Regions from separate parts of the Mus musculus genome. Here all the other regions are linked to region 3. Evidence: chromatin loops called from intact Hi-C (ENCODE). Cell type or tissue: left cerebral cortex. All regions are shown on one strand. Links, peaks and the distances in the headings refer to the core of each region. The heading gives the core; the rest is flanking DNA. Region 1 has its middle 2.6 kb from the start of Gm10433. Region 2 overlaps Ttc7b (tetratricopeptide repeat domain 7B). Region 3 overlaps Rps6ka5 (ribosomal protein S6 kinase, polypeptide 5). Region 4 overlaps Ttc7b (tetratricopeptide repeat domain 7B).

What was found. Hi-C counts contacts between places; a loop is a spot of excess contacts. Peaks named below come from ENCODE experiments on the same cell type or tissue, not always from the same donor. Only the 100,000 strongest peaks of a DNase experiment are listed, where the experiment ranks them.
Region 1: a loop joins it to region 3, with 6 times the contacts of the local background. A loop is called at or near these places in 3 of 42 quality-filtered maps.
Region 2: a loop joins it to region 3, with 7 times the contacts of the local background. A loop is called at or near these places in 4 of 42 quality-filtered maps.
Region 4: it touches region 3 in a loop (6-fold over the local background); 5 of 42 quality-filtered maps call a loop at or near these places.

Annotation. Positions count from the first base shown.
Region 1 is chr12:100,183,695-100,187,037 of GRCm38, forward strand. No RefSeq gene overlaps it. Among named protein-coding and RNA genes, the nearest start is that of Gm10433, 2.6 kb to the right of the region's middle. In left cerebral cortex, for the core only: a CTCF peak has its summit at 1,544 (motif pointing right); DNase peaks (open chromatin) are centred at 655, 1,974 and 2,382; H3K4me3 peaks cover 306 bases; H3K27ac peaks cover 2,148 bases.
Region 2 is chr12:100,351,222-100,353,721 of GRCm38, forward strand. The region is part of intron 16 of Ttc7b (tetratricopeptide repeat domain 7B); the gene reads right to left. Gm51958 (a long non-coding RNA gene) reads left to right here. Exons shown (of 3, transcript XR_003950124.1): 2 at 2,255-2,453. Among named protein-coding and RNA genes, the nearest start is that of Gm51958, 3.1 kb to the left of the region's middle. In left cerebral cortex, for the core only: no CTCF peak of the experiment used is centred there; DNase peaks (open chromatin) are centred at 1,078, 1,697 and 2,083; H3K27ac peaks cover 2,176 bases.
Region 3 is chr12:100,567,778-100,571,120 of GRCm38, forward strand. It overlaps Rps6ka5 (ribosomal protein S6 kinase, polypeptide 5), which reads right to left. Exons shown (of 17, transcript NM_001330702.1): 13 at 3,052-3,222. Among named protein-coding and RNA genes, the nearest start is that of Ttc7b, 49 kb to the left of the region's middle. In left cerebral cortex, for the core only: a CTCF peak has its summit at 1,863 (motif pointing right); DNase peaks (open chromatin) are centred at 403, 796, 1,265, 1,966 and 1 more place; H3K27ac peaks cover 2,500 bases.
Region 4 is chr12:100,436,719-100,439,218 of GRCm38, forward strand. All of the region lies in intron 5 of Ttc7b (tetratricopeptide repeat domain 7B), which reads right to left. Among named protein-coding and RNA genes, the nearest start is that of Gm36375, 57 kb to the right of the region's middle. In left cerebral cortex, for the core only: no CTCF peak of the experiment used is centred there; DNase peaks (open chromatin) are centred at 1,359, 1,808 and 2,351; H3K27ac peaks cover 2,500 bases.

The DNA.
Region 1 (3,343 bases), core at 359-2,858, 380 kb before region 3:
GAAGTGGTGACCATTGTCTCCCACCTTGCAAAAAATGTGCCACTTCCGTTTAGTTTTCTTCCAACTAGTAAGAGTCCGTTAAAAACCAAGGTCCAGGCACGTTATGCTTCTCATGCCCTTGGTCTCCAGTCCAGAGCCACACTCCTGATAGGTGTATCACAAATATTCACTGAATGAATGAGTAATTGGCTACCCATAATAGACGTAGAATGTGGGAACAGGAGACGTGAAATAAGTGTTAAGGGAGCCAGTGGGTGGGGTCAGGGGAGTGTTGATGTGAGCTGATCTCACATTTGAATTCATGAGCCTGCCCTGTTTGGGCAGGGCAATGATCCAGGTAGATGTGGTTGATTATCTGGGCTACAGATTAAACCAAGGGCATGAGATAGAACCAGGGATGGGAATGTGCCAAAACGTGACTGTGTGTCCCTTCCAAAGTTATGCTGGAACTTATACCATAAAAAAGGGAAGTGATTAGTCATGAGGGCTGTGCCCTGGTGAGTGGGTTCAACTTCCTTATAAAAGAGGCGTCAGAGCTGCCTGGGCCTTTCATCTCCTCTGCCACATGAAGCAGAGCATCGGTGTCCCTCTGGCCTTTGACCTCACACCCTATGAGGATGAAACAGAAAGGCACTGTATTAGCGGGAGGAGCCTCCGCCAGACTCCAGTCTGATGTTGCCTTGATGATGCACTTCTCAGCCACAGAACCGTGAGAAATAAACGTCTGCCCTTCCTAAAAAAGCACTAAACCCATGACAATCTGCTGTAGACTAAGCAAGATTACAGCAAAACCAGACAGGCGTGTAATACAGAAAGCAGTGGTGGCTTGTTGAACTGAAGGCTGGAGAGGTCAGAAAACAGAAGGGGACAAAAGTGGAGCCAGAACGGCAATGGAGAAGCGGAGAGTGAATTGTCCTTAACCTGGACTCCATGGAGAAAATTCAGAGGCTCCACGAACTAGGACAGAAAATGCGCTTTGCCTTTTACCGAACTCTAAATGCTGCCTGCATGAATTGTGACTCCAGCAGCAAAGCCCACCAGCATGAGAGGTGTAGTAGGCCAATCTATGAAAGCAGGATTCTGAAATGACTACAAGAGTCGGGCATAAAGCCCATACCCATAATCCCAGCCACTCAGAAGAATTCCAAGCCACTAATATAGAAGTATTAGTTCTGTAGGTTTTCTTATACAGAAACTTTCACGCAGCATAAGCTATATAGCAAAGCCTTATCTTAAATAGACTAAAAATAGCAATTTAACAGGAAAAAAAAATTTAAGAACCTTAAAGCCCAAAACTATGTGCAGGGACTGAGAAAGAAAACCAGCAGACAGAAGTTACGTTTGACTCTAGAAATGCATTTATTTCCTCGTGCCCATCAAACTCCAGAAAGGAACCCAAACCACTCTGTCTTTGTTTTCACTCTGTTCATCCTTTCTTTCTTTCTTTTTTTTTTTTTTTAAATAAAGGTTTTATTTATTTTATGTATGTGAGTACACAGTCACTGTCCTCAGACTCACCAGAAGAGGGCATCAGATCCCATTGCTGTGGTTGTGAGCCACCATGTGGTTGTTGAGAATTGAACTCAGGACCTCTGGAAGAGCAGTCAGTGCTCTTAACCACTGAGCCATCTCTCCAGCCCTTCATCCTCCCATCTTAAGGCATTGGATGTTTTCTATTCATCTTAAGGCATTAGAAACAGTTCAAAGGAGATTCGTTGTCTGGTTTACCTAGGACAGAGGGTGGGCTTTATCAGACACAACCAATGGTAAAACTAGGAAAGTTTGACATTGTAATAATTGCCTTATGAGCCCATCATACCAACTCTGTATAAGACTATCCTAAACATACTTACATTAAGAAAAGCAGTGTCAGGGCTAGAGAGATGGCGTGTGGGTTAAGAACACTTGCTTTTAACTGGTCTGCTTCCAGAGGCTCCAGTTTGATTCCCAGCACCTAAACTGCAGCCCATGACTGTCTGAAACTTCAGATCTAGGCGATCTGGAGCCCTCTTCTGGCCTCCAAGGACACCAGGCACACACACGGTGCATAGGCAGACATGCAAACAAAACACTCACACACACACACACAAATAAACCTTAAAAGTATTGTTTAAGGTTTCTTTTAGATATGAGTCAATCTGTGGATGGACAGTCTTCCTCTCTTACGGTCAGAGAGTACAGGTTAAGTACTTAGCAATTGCCTGACCTTGTATCCATGGTTCTACAGTTTGCAGTCTTGACACATTCACAGATCATGCAATCCTCAGAACTGTGTGAGATAAATTTATCACAAAACCACTGAAGGAATCCAGCCCCTGAAGACTTCTCGGCTTTATTTCTCGAAGCAAGTGAAAACTCCTAGCACCGGCTGCCAAACGCTGAAATACTGTCTGTTAGCGATATGAGTGGTTGTTGCTATGTAGAGATTATGCAAAGCTCCAAGTTTCTTTCTTTTGCAACGTCCATGAGCTCAGCGCACTCTGGCATTGTCTTGATAGGCACTCAGTTAAGGTGATGGTTTACATATTCTTAAAAGGTATGCAAGTCAACAGTTGTTCAAAACTAGTTAGATTAAGAATAGCAATAACTTGCAAATCAGAGTGTGTGGCTTGTAGTAAAAAAAAAAAAAAAAGAAAGAAAGAAAAAACTGCTTCTAGATGCATTATCTAATCGGAAAAATCTACACTTAGTGTGTGTACTCTTGTTAGTCAAAGACAAATTGACACACCCATGTAAGTAGATGTTGATCAATCCAGGAATCTTGCAGGGGTACAGGAATGGAGAAAACCTGGATACACAAACCAGGGCAGTCAATTTAAAGAATTCAGGCAACAGAGAGGCCAGGCCCTGTCAGCTTTTATTGGTCTTAACAATTCACTGCCTCCCCTCTCCCAGTAGCCATGGCAACACCCACAACCAAGGCGTTCCAAAATTCACCTTTGGATATCCAGGATCCACCGAATGCGCACCTACGCACCTCAAATAAAACCAAGATATCACCACGCACTGAACTAAAACAACCCTGACCTCTTTTCCGTTTTCCAGAATTCTAATCCAACCAGGGAACTTTTTTTTTTTTTCATTCTTTCACCACAGAAAAGAGGCTAAGTCCTGAAGTACGACTTTTATTGGATAATTACATTCTCTTTTGTAGCGGGAGTGGGCATCAGAGAAGGATGAAAACCGGATGCACACACAAAACATTTGCTTTAAAAAGGCAAATAAGTTGATACAACCAAAATCCAATTCTCGTAGCACGCCTGTGGGGCGAACTGTTTTGCCCCTATCTCTGGAGCAGAGAAATAGTTTCCAGCGCGGCCGTTTGGAGCACAGTTAAAATAAA
Region 2 (2,500 bases), core at 1-2,500, 220 kb before region 3:
CACAAGCTTTCACTGTGTCTGAGCCTTGTGTCAGTAAGAAGAGTTGTGAGCAGTAAGAAGAGTTGATCCAACATGGCACTTGCCCATTCATTCTGCTTTTCTGAAGGCAGAAGGAGAACACATTCTGTAAGATAAAAAAAGCCCTACCAAAACACTGGTGATTATTAGAAGGCCTAAAGTAAAGAAAACCTGCAACAGTGTGTGTCAGCTTTAAATGTTGTTTGTTAGTAAGTGATTGACATAGGAGTTAGGAAGAAAACAAGATTTTCCAATCATAAGGATGTCATTTTAAGGCTAATGACAGAGAAGGTTCAGGTGGCAGTGATCAGAGGTGGGAAAGAAGTGACTGACAAAAGAAGAAGAAGAAGAAGAAGAAGAAGAAGAAGAAGAAGAAGAAGAAGAAGAAGAAGAAGAAGAAGAAGAAGAAGAAGAAGAAGAAGAAGAGGAGGAGGAGGAGGAGGAGGAGGAGGAGGAGGAGGAGGAAGAGAAAGAAGAAGAAGAAGAAGAAGAGGAGGAGGAGGAGGAGGAGGAGGAGGAGGAGGAGGAGGAGGAGGAGGATCTGGCTGTCATCAACAGAAGCAGTATGCTGTCACAGAGAGAGCTTTAGTGTCAGACAGCCTCCTGTTTGATGGTAACTCCACTCAAATCAAAGTTGGAAAACTTGGGTATGCTGCACACTCTCCTTTAGCTTTTCATTTCCTCTAAAGTTGGGGCAACAGTAGCTGTCTTGCAAGGCTTATAGGGAGTAGAGGCCCAGTTTGGTGCTGGCACAGAGAAGTTCTCAGTGAAAGCGATCACTATCAGCCCCGGCTGAAATGATGCGATTTGGGATGCTGAGAGCCCATGGGGACCTTTCTGGTGAGAGTCTGGTCAGGTTCACGCTGTTCTGAGTGGCTAAGTCATTATGGAGAAGAACTGAGAGGGCTTTGTTCTTTACTAAGGGAGAGAAGACGAGCAAGTCAGATCCCTATCTTAAATGCAGGAAAACATTCAGACCCAGGAAAAGAGAATCTGAAACCACAGCACTTCCCCAAATGTACCCTGGGGAGAACGTCCACCCACTGCTCAAAGCAGAAACTGTGTCCTCCAAGCGCAGGTGGAGCCCCATTGGTACAACTTGTCCAAGCTCAGCTCTGCAACCCGCTTCTATTGAGATTTCCCTCAAGCAAAAATAAAGATGGAAAGAGCTGCCGAGAACATACAGTCAGGGGCTGCTCTCATTGGCCACTCTCAGGCTGGCCCATGTCTTCCTCTAGCTCCTCTTAGTGCCCTGAGGGCCCGTGCTGAGCCTCAGGATGACCGGTAAGGGCCTCGGGGACGATGGGGAACCCAGACAGATGAAGCAAAGAGGCCACACTGAGCACATGGAGGCAAGGGCAGTAGAGTCAGGGGGTTGGCACAGATCTACTCCCTTTGGACTCCAACTGCTCCCTGTAAAAACCTTCCTGCTCAAATTTCAGCTTATTTTATTTTTAGTAAAGGATGCTTCTCACGTACCATGATTCTTGTGTGAAAGTCCATATGACCTAAAGAGCCTGGAGGCTGTTTGTTGTTGGTCCTGTGGTATTGCATCTGGGGGCTGTGAAGTGTGCCGACTGCAGAGCTAGCCTTGTTTGTGCATGCTACATGCCCTAGGCAGGGTCACTTCTCATCCCAGCTGCTCAGGCATGCCTACGTCTGTGCAGTGGTAAAGGGTTTCGGAGAAACATTTATTTATATCCTGAGAAAATGAAGTTGAAACAGACAGGGAGCTCTGATAATGGCTGTCCTGTCTCCACCCATACCCAGGGCTTTGGGAGGGCTCATGTCCACCCCAGGGTGGGAACACCCTGCTCTGTCCCTAAAAGATCTTTCAAGGAAAGAAGAATATGGTCACAGGCATTTGGTTAGGTATTTTTAAAGGCTTTCCAATTCTGCTATTTTTTTTCTCTGCACATTCAATATTCTTGGTTGCTAAGTGGGAGGAAATGTGGGGAGGTGGGAGAGGTGTGGAGAAGTGAGGGAATTGGCAACGAGGAAGCTGATGGTTTATTTTCTCCCTTCTAAAGGGGGGACAGGCAAAAGATGGGCTCCACGGGGGCAACCAGCTGAGCAGTACCTGCTGCAGGCTGGGTTAGAGGGCCACGCCTCCCACGTCCTGATTCTATCGAGGGGCCGGGAAAGGGGCTTTTCAGGGAGATAAAGACTGCCATTTCCCATTTTTGCTTATAGAGATGAGTAGGATTTTTAAAGTAAAAATGATTTTTATTTTCAGATCAAACTGTGACAGGGAAAATGTGAGATTCAGCACGGCTTCTCCTTCGCCAGAGGGAAGGAAGGGAGCGAGGCGCAGCGTGAGGGGACTTACTACATCTCAGAAGTCCTATCAGACCCTGTGAGTGAAGCTGGCTTACCCAGGGGCAGCCCCATACTCCAAGCTGCTCTGTCATAGCTGAGTCGCCGGTCTATCTGAGGTCAGTCCCCGCGGCACACCCACTTCCACAGGCTCTGAGTCTGAATA
Region 3 (3,343 bases), core at 402-2,901:
AACTCGGTTTTCTCCAAGGATAAACCCTGACAGATTACCTAATCTCAAGCAGCCAGCAGGAGTGAGGGGGCAGGGTAGGTGGAGTGGGGAGAAGGTAAGTGCAAATGATGTAAAGACAGTACTCAGTTATGAAATTATAAAACAGAAAAACTTAATGTAAAAAAAGAAGGGGGTGGAAAAAACAAAGAAAGGAAAAATTGAAATAGTTTTCTATCATACAATGCTCAGACCTTGATTTTTGACGACTGAGGTCACCAATCATGGGTGTTTTCTTGGGACATATCGGTCCTTCAGCAATTATACTAGAGGTTCTCTGTGCAGTGCCAGGCGGTGTGCTACACATCTTACCAGAAGCACGTTTGGCTCCATCTCCACAGGGCCTGTCAAGGCTCTGGCAAGAACGGGTTTGTTCCACTAAGACTAATGAAGGAATTCTTTGGTCATCTTGGAGGAAGTGAGGGCATTCCCTTTACACTGGCGACTCTAACCCTCCTCTCATAGAACACGTAAAACCAGAGCTTACTGCTTACTTCCTCCTGCCCCAGGGTAGCAAGGGAAGTATCAGGACAGTTCCACATGGGTGTGTGCATGGCCAGGAAGGGACAAAAGTAACAGTTGAGCCACTTCTATCCTCATCTCGGTTTCTGCCTGAAAATACTATCATATACAGAACTTTCTTAATCCTTTAAGAGGATCAATATGAAGACTACCAAGCAGCCCTCTAAGAATGCCAGTCAGCTTCTAAATCTGTCTGGTTCTCACCTAGAGCTTAGAGTTCTGTCTATGTAGAAAAAGAACGCCATCTAACTATCTAAACAGTCACAACTAAAATGCTGCCTAGGAAAGGGATTCAACTTTTAGTTTGGAAATAATATACTCTGCCATTTAAAAGTCAAAGTGAGAGCTATAGTTAGGAAAGTGCTAGTTCAAAGGTACGTTTTTACTTTCCTAAAACCCAGTTTAAGAATAAAATGATGGTAGAACATATAGTGTAATCTGACATTTCTGCTTCACTTCAAGCTACAAAAGCATCTATTTGATCAGGAAAGGAAGAAGACAAATTTAAATTCTGCTGCCGAGGACATGTGCCTCATTCGAGACACCATGAGATGACAGATGGCCAGTTATCAAAGAATAAAACATGTGAAAATGAGTTCTATACAGTCATGGAACAGATCTTTTCCATTAAAAAACTACATGCCTGTTCCTTGTCTATCAAGCAAACGTTTAAGTAGTGTGCTCTCACATTTAAACTAGACAGCTCATCTCGGAGCCCAGAGCACCATGTTTTCAGTGGGTGTTACGTAGGAGAGTGAGAATTGGGATGAAGGAAGCCGAGGGGAGCTAGCAGAGCTGTGAGTTCCTACGACACAAGCCACTTCTGATTAATTACTAGCAATGGGAAGAACAGTAATAAAGTACTCAAAAATTTAAAACCTTTAAAGGAATAAATCAATTGTCTTCTGTACCCCTGAGGATCACAACTGTGGGTTCAAACTACTACCCACTAAAAACTTCAAACAAACAGACAAAAAAACAAAACAAAACAAAACAATCTACCCACAAAAAAAAGCAACAAAAACCCCTTCAAAACTGTACAGAATATGAAAAGATTTTTTGTGATTATTCCCTAAAATATACATATTTATCATTTACATCAAAATAGATATCATAAATAACTTAGAGAGAGGATTTAAAGTATACGAAAGGATCACGTAGGTTATATGAAAATAAAATAATATTCAATTTCATGTAAGAGGTTTGATATCCATAGGGAGCTTCGGTACCAATCCTCCACAGATACAGAGAACTGTATTTGAATACATATACTGTAGCTGTCCTCAGACACACCAGAAGAGGGCATCAGGTCTCATTACATGTGGTTGTGAGTCACCATGTGGTTGCTGGGATTTGAACTCAGGAATCTTCAGAAGAGCAGTTAGTGCTCTTACCTTCTGAGCCAATTCACCAGCCCTATGTTTCCACTTTTAAAATATCAATTTTGTTTGAGAAAGGTTTTCTCAGTGTGGTCCTGGCTGTCCTGAACTCACTCTGTCGACCAGGCTGGCCTTGAACTTAGAGATCTCACTTCCTCTGCCTCCCAAGGGCTGGGATAAAAGTATGTACCTCTACTGCCCATCTTTTTAAAACATTTTTAAATAATTTAAGCACAAGATTAAAAAAATTGCTTTTACAGAAATATTCTTTTTTGATTTAATAAAAAAGGAACATCAAGCCCATTAATATTTTAAATAGACTTGAAAATATATTATGATCACATAGAAACTAAAAATAATATCCTATTTTAGAGCAGAAATATATATAATTTCTCATTTGGTAAAGGATAATTTTTAAAAAAAAAGTCATTGGCTTTTGTTTTCCAAGCTCATTATTACTTATTTTTAAAAAGAGAGGAATTTTCATATTTTTGATACTAAAAATGGATCATTCTGAGTTAAAACCTTCTTAATTAGCCTTCTTAAGGAAATATAAAAAGTTGTTGCTCTGCACTGCTCTCCAGGTCTATAAATACCACAGTCGTGAGCATACTGAAGCACATATAGATAGGACAGCTTATTAAACCAAGGCAGGGCCTCGTGTGTAACTATGTAGAACAGAATCCCATACATTACTGTTTAGGAGCTATCAATTTGATTTAAAAATGTGAAAATTAAGGTTTCAAAATACACTATCAAACGAACAAACTCCCCAAGATGGAATACATATAGCAGTGCTTATTATTTTTTGCTACAAAATTTTCCATCGCTATTTTTAGTATACAACTGTTGCATGAAGCATTTTTCCCATAAAAGGCTCTCACACTTACAAATATAACCTCAAGATGATCAGCTGGCAAGAGGGGAAAAAAAGAACAAATTTATTTTAGACTGACACAGAAAAGAGAAGAGAAAGAAAAAAATCCTAGGAAACATCTTCCAGGATTTACTTAGTGGCCCAAGAGAAATAGCAAGCGTCCTAAAGGCTGACAGCTACTCTAAGGCTAGCGAACAAGGAGAGCAGGCTGAGCTGTCCAAGGTCACAGAGGCCCACCTCAGGCTTCAGATCTCTGTGCACCACTCCTACATCGTGCATGTGGCTCACAGCTGACACAAGCTTCCGCATGATGTAGCTGGCCTCAGTCTCGCTGAAGTGCTTCTTTCTCTTGATGCGCTCGAACAGCTCTCCGCCATTCAGAAGTTCCATCACAAGAAACGTATGAAGCTAGAAAGATGGAAAGAAAGAGCAACGTGGGGCCTTACTGAAAAGATACGGGTTACTCTATAGGTTATTTATTATTCAGCAACTTTAAATAATCCCTTGCTTAAACAACCTATAACAATCC
Region 4 (2,500 bases), core at 1-2,500, 130 kb before region 3:
AATGAAGGTATAAGTCACAGACAGACAACACTCATAAAATGTCAATCTGATATCCAGACTGTGTAAAGAATTCTTACCATTCAATAAGAAAACCAAATGGAAGACAGACTTGCATGCACACCCATGTACACATACATACCCATTCACACAAGTGCACACATGAACATACACACACAGTATGAGAAGTGCACACATGAACATACACACACAGTATGCGCATAGCAAAAGCTCTTAGATGTTTCACCTGTGAATAGATACGTCACTGCAGAAGACAAAGGGATAGCTGATAAGCAGGTGAAAGCTGCTGATGCTGTTACTCTCTAGGTAACACACACTAAAAGGAAATATATGACAAATGTATTACAATGGATCTGAATAAAAGACCTGACACCATCAAGTGTTAAAGAGAACATTAAAAACCCAGAACCCTTGTTAATTGCTGATGGAAATGTAAAATGGGATTGCTGCTTTGGCAAAGAGATGATCAATTTGCTAAAAAGCTAAACAAACTTACCAATTCCTTAGCTAGGAATCAACACAAAGGAGTGGCAACATTCTGCAAGGTTTGAACACAGTGTTCACAGCAGCTTTGTCTATAGTGGCCATAAGCGGCAGGAGGATGCCCATTAGCTGGTGAACGGATAGGAACATGTAGCTCAAGATAATGAAATGACCATTAGGGTGGGAGATGAAGTGCTTGCTTCACAAGTATGAGTTCAGATCCCCCTGCCCCAAACCATAAAATGAGCCAGGGATGGTGGCGTTCATCTGTAACCCAGCAATGGTAAGATGGGAGAAAGAGACTGGCAGATCCTTAGAAGCTTGCAGGTCAGGTAGCCTAGCCTACATGGCAAAGTTCCATGGCCACTGAGAGACTTTCTGAAGGAACAATACTCAAGGTTGTCCTCCGACCTCTACTTGTAAGCACACCCATGTGCACATACATACCCATTCACACGAGTGCACACATGAACATACACACACAGGCATGCACAAATATATGAGCATTGGACACACACACGCACATACGCACACATATGCACACACATACACACAAAGAGGAATGCCCTTTTGATATATGCTAAAAATACAGGTAAATTTAAAAAACCATACTGAAAGTAGAACACTTCGACTATATATCCTGTGATTCCATTTATATGAAATTTCTACTAAAAGAAAAGCTGTAGCAACAGGACATCTGCAGTGGCCTGGGGATAGGAGTAGGGCTGGAAATTATAATCAGTGAAGTCATTTCAAGATTCAAAGTAACCAGCCACTCAGAGACAGAGAGGATACAAATGATGCCAAAGGGAGGCAGAAGGAAAAGATCCAGAAGAAAGGTACAGTGTGTTCGTGCCAGCTCAGAGAACTACCAAACACACTGTGTCTAACGGCGGAGAATGGAAACCTAAAATAGAGAGGAAGGTGAAAACCCAAATGCCAATTGCAAACACTAACTCATCATCTTTAAACCTTCTCGTCAGACGCAGGGTTTTGCAAGAACACACAGACACAGGCTTCCATCTTGGAGGACAGAGCTACAGCAACTGCTGTCATATCAATAAAAATGCAGGTACCTGGGAGACAAGGGGCAATTCTTTCTCTTCTTTGAACAAAAAGTTCTAATAATACCTTAAAAAGTCATAAATTATGTTGCTGTCATCTTCTGGGCCTTAGCTCAGCTTTTCCTTCTACAATTTTAACTGTTGGCTAAAAATATTTCTGCAAAACAAGAATGGAGAGAAAAAATAGCAATGTGAAAAGAAAGAAAGAAAAAGGGGCCATCTCTGGAGGAGGCTGGGGCCTCTGCTGTCTTCTCATAAAGACAAAAGAGGCATCTCTGGAGGAGCCTGGGGCTCTGGTGTTTTCTCATAAAATATAATTTTACTTGACATGTGAGCTAGGAAAGGCAGAAAGCAGGCTAACGCGTTCCATTCCAGGCAAGTGCTGGAGCAGCGATGCCCACACTTATAGATCACTAAATTACCGTAACAGCTCCCTACGGGTGCAGAGAGGGCAAGCCTGCCTTACCTCTTCCCCAGACAGGTCGTGGATTCCTCATTACCAGTTGCCAGTTACTTCAGGTCTACTTCTTGAGACATGGCTATAAAGGCCATTCTCAATGCTTGTGTGCCTCTATATCCAGCACCGCCTCATGAGGTGTCAACTACATGCTTAAAGGCTATAAAAATTAGGGGTGGGAAGCTGTGGGAACTAGTACCCTAAGGAACTAAAGCCACGGAAATCCTTTCCCACTGTGGGAAGTCCACACAGTGCAGAAAAAAACAAAAAAACAAAAAAACAAGTGGCATCAGGGCCTGCTTGAGGCACTATACAGTGTCAGCATTACTGTAGACATCCTCAAAGACGAGGCAGAGAGCCAAAGGTCCCAGAAAATAGGTTCCATTTGCTGGTGTCCAGGAAACTCTTTGATACGGTGGTAGATTGAATAAGAATGTCTCCCATAGACTCATGTGTCTGAACACTTAGTGCCCAGTTG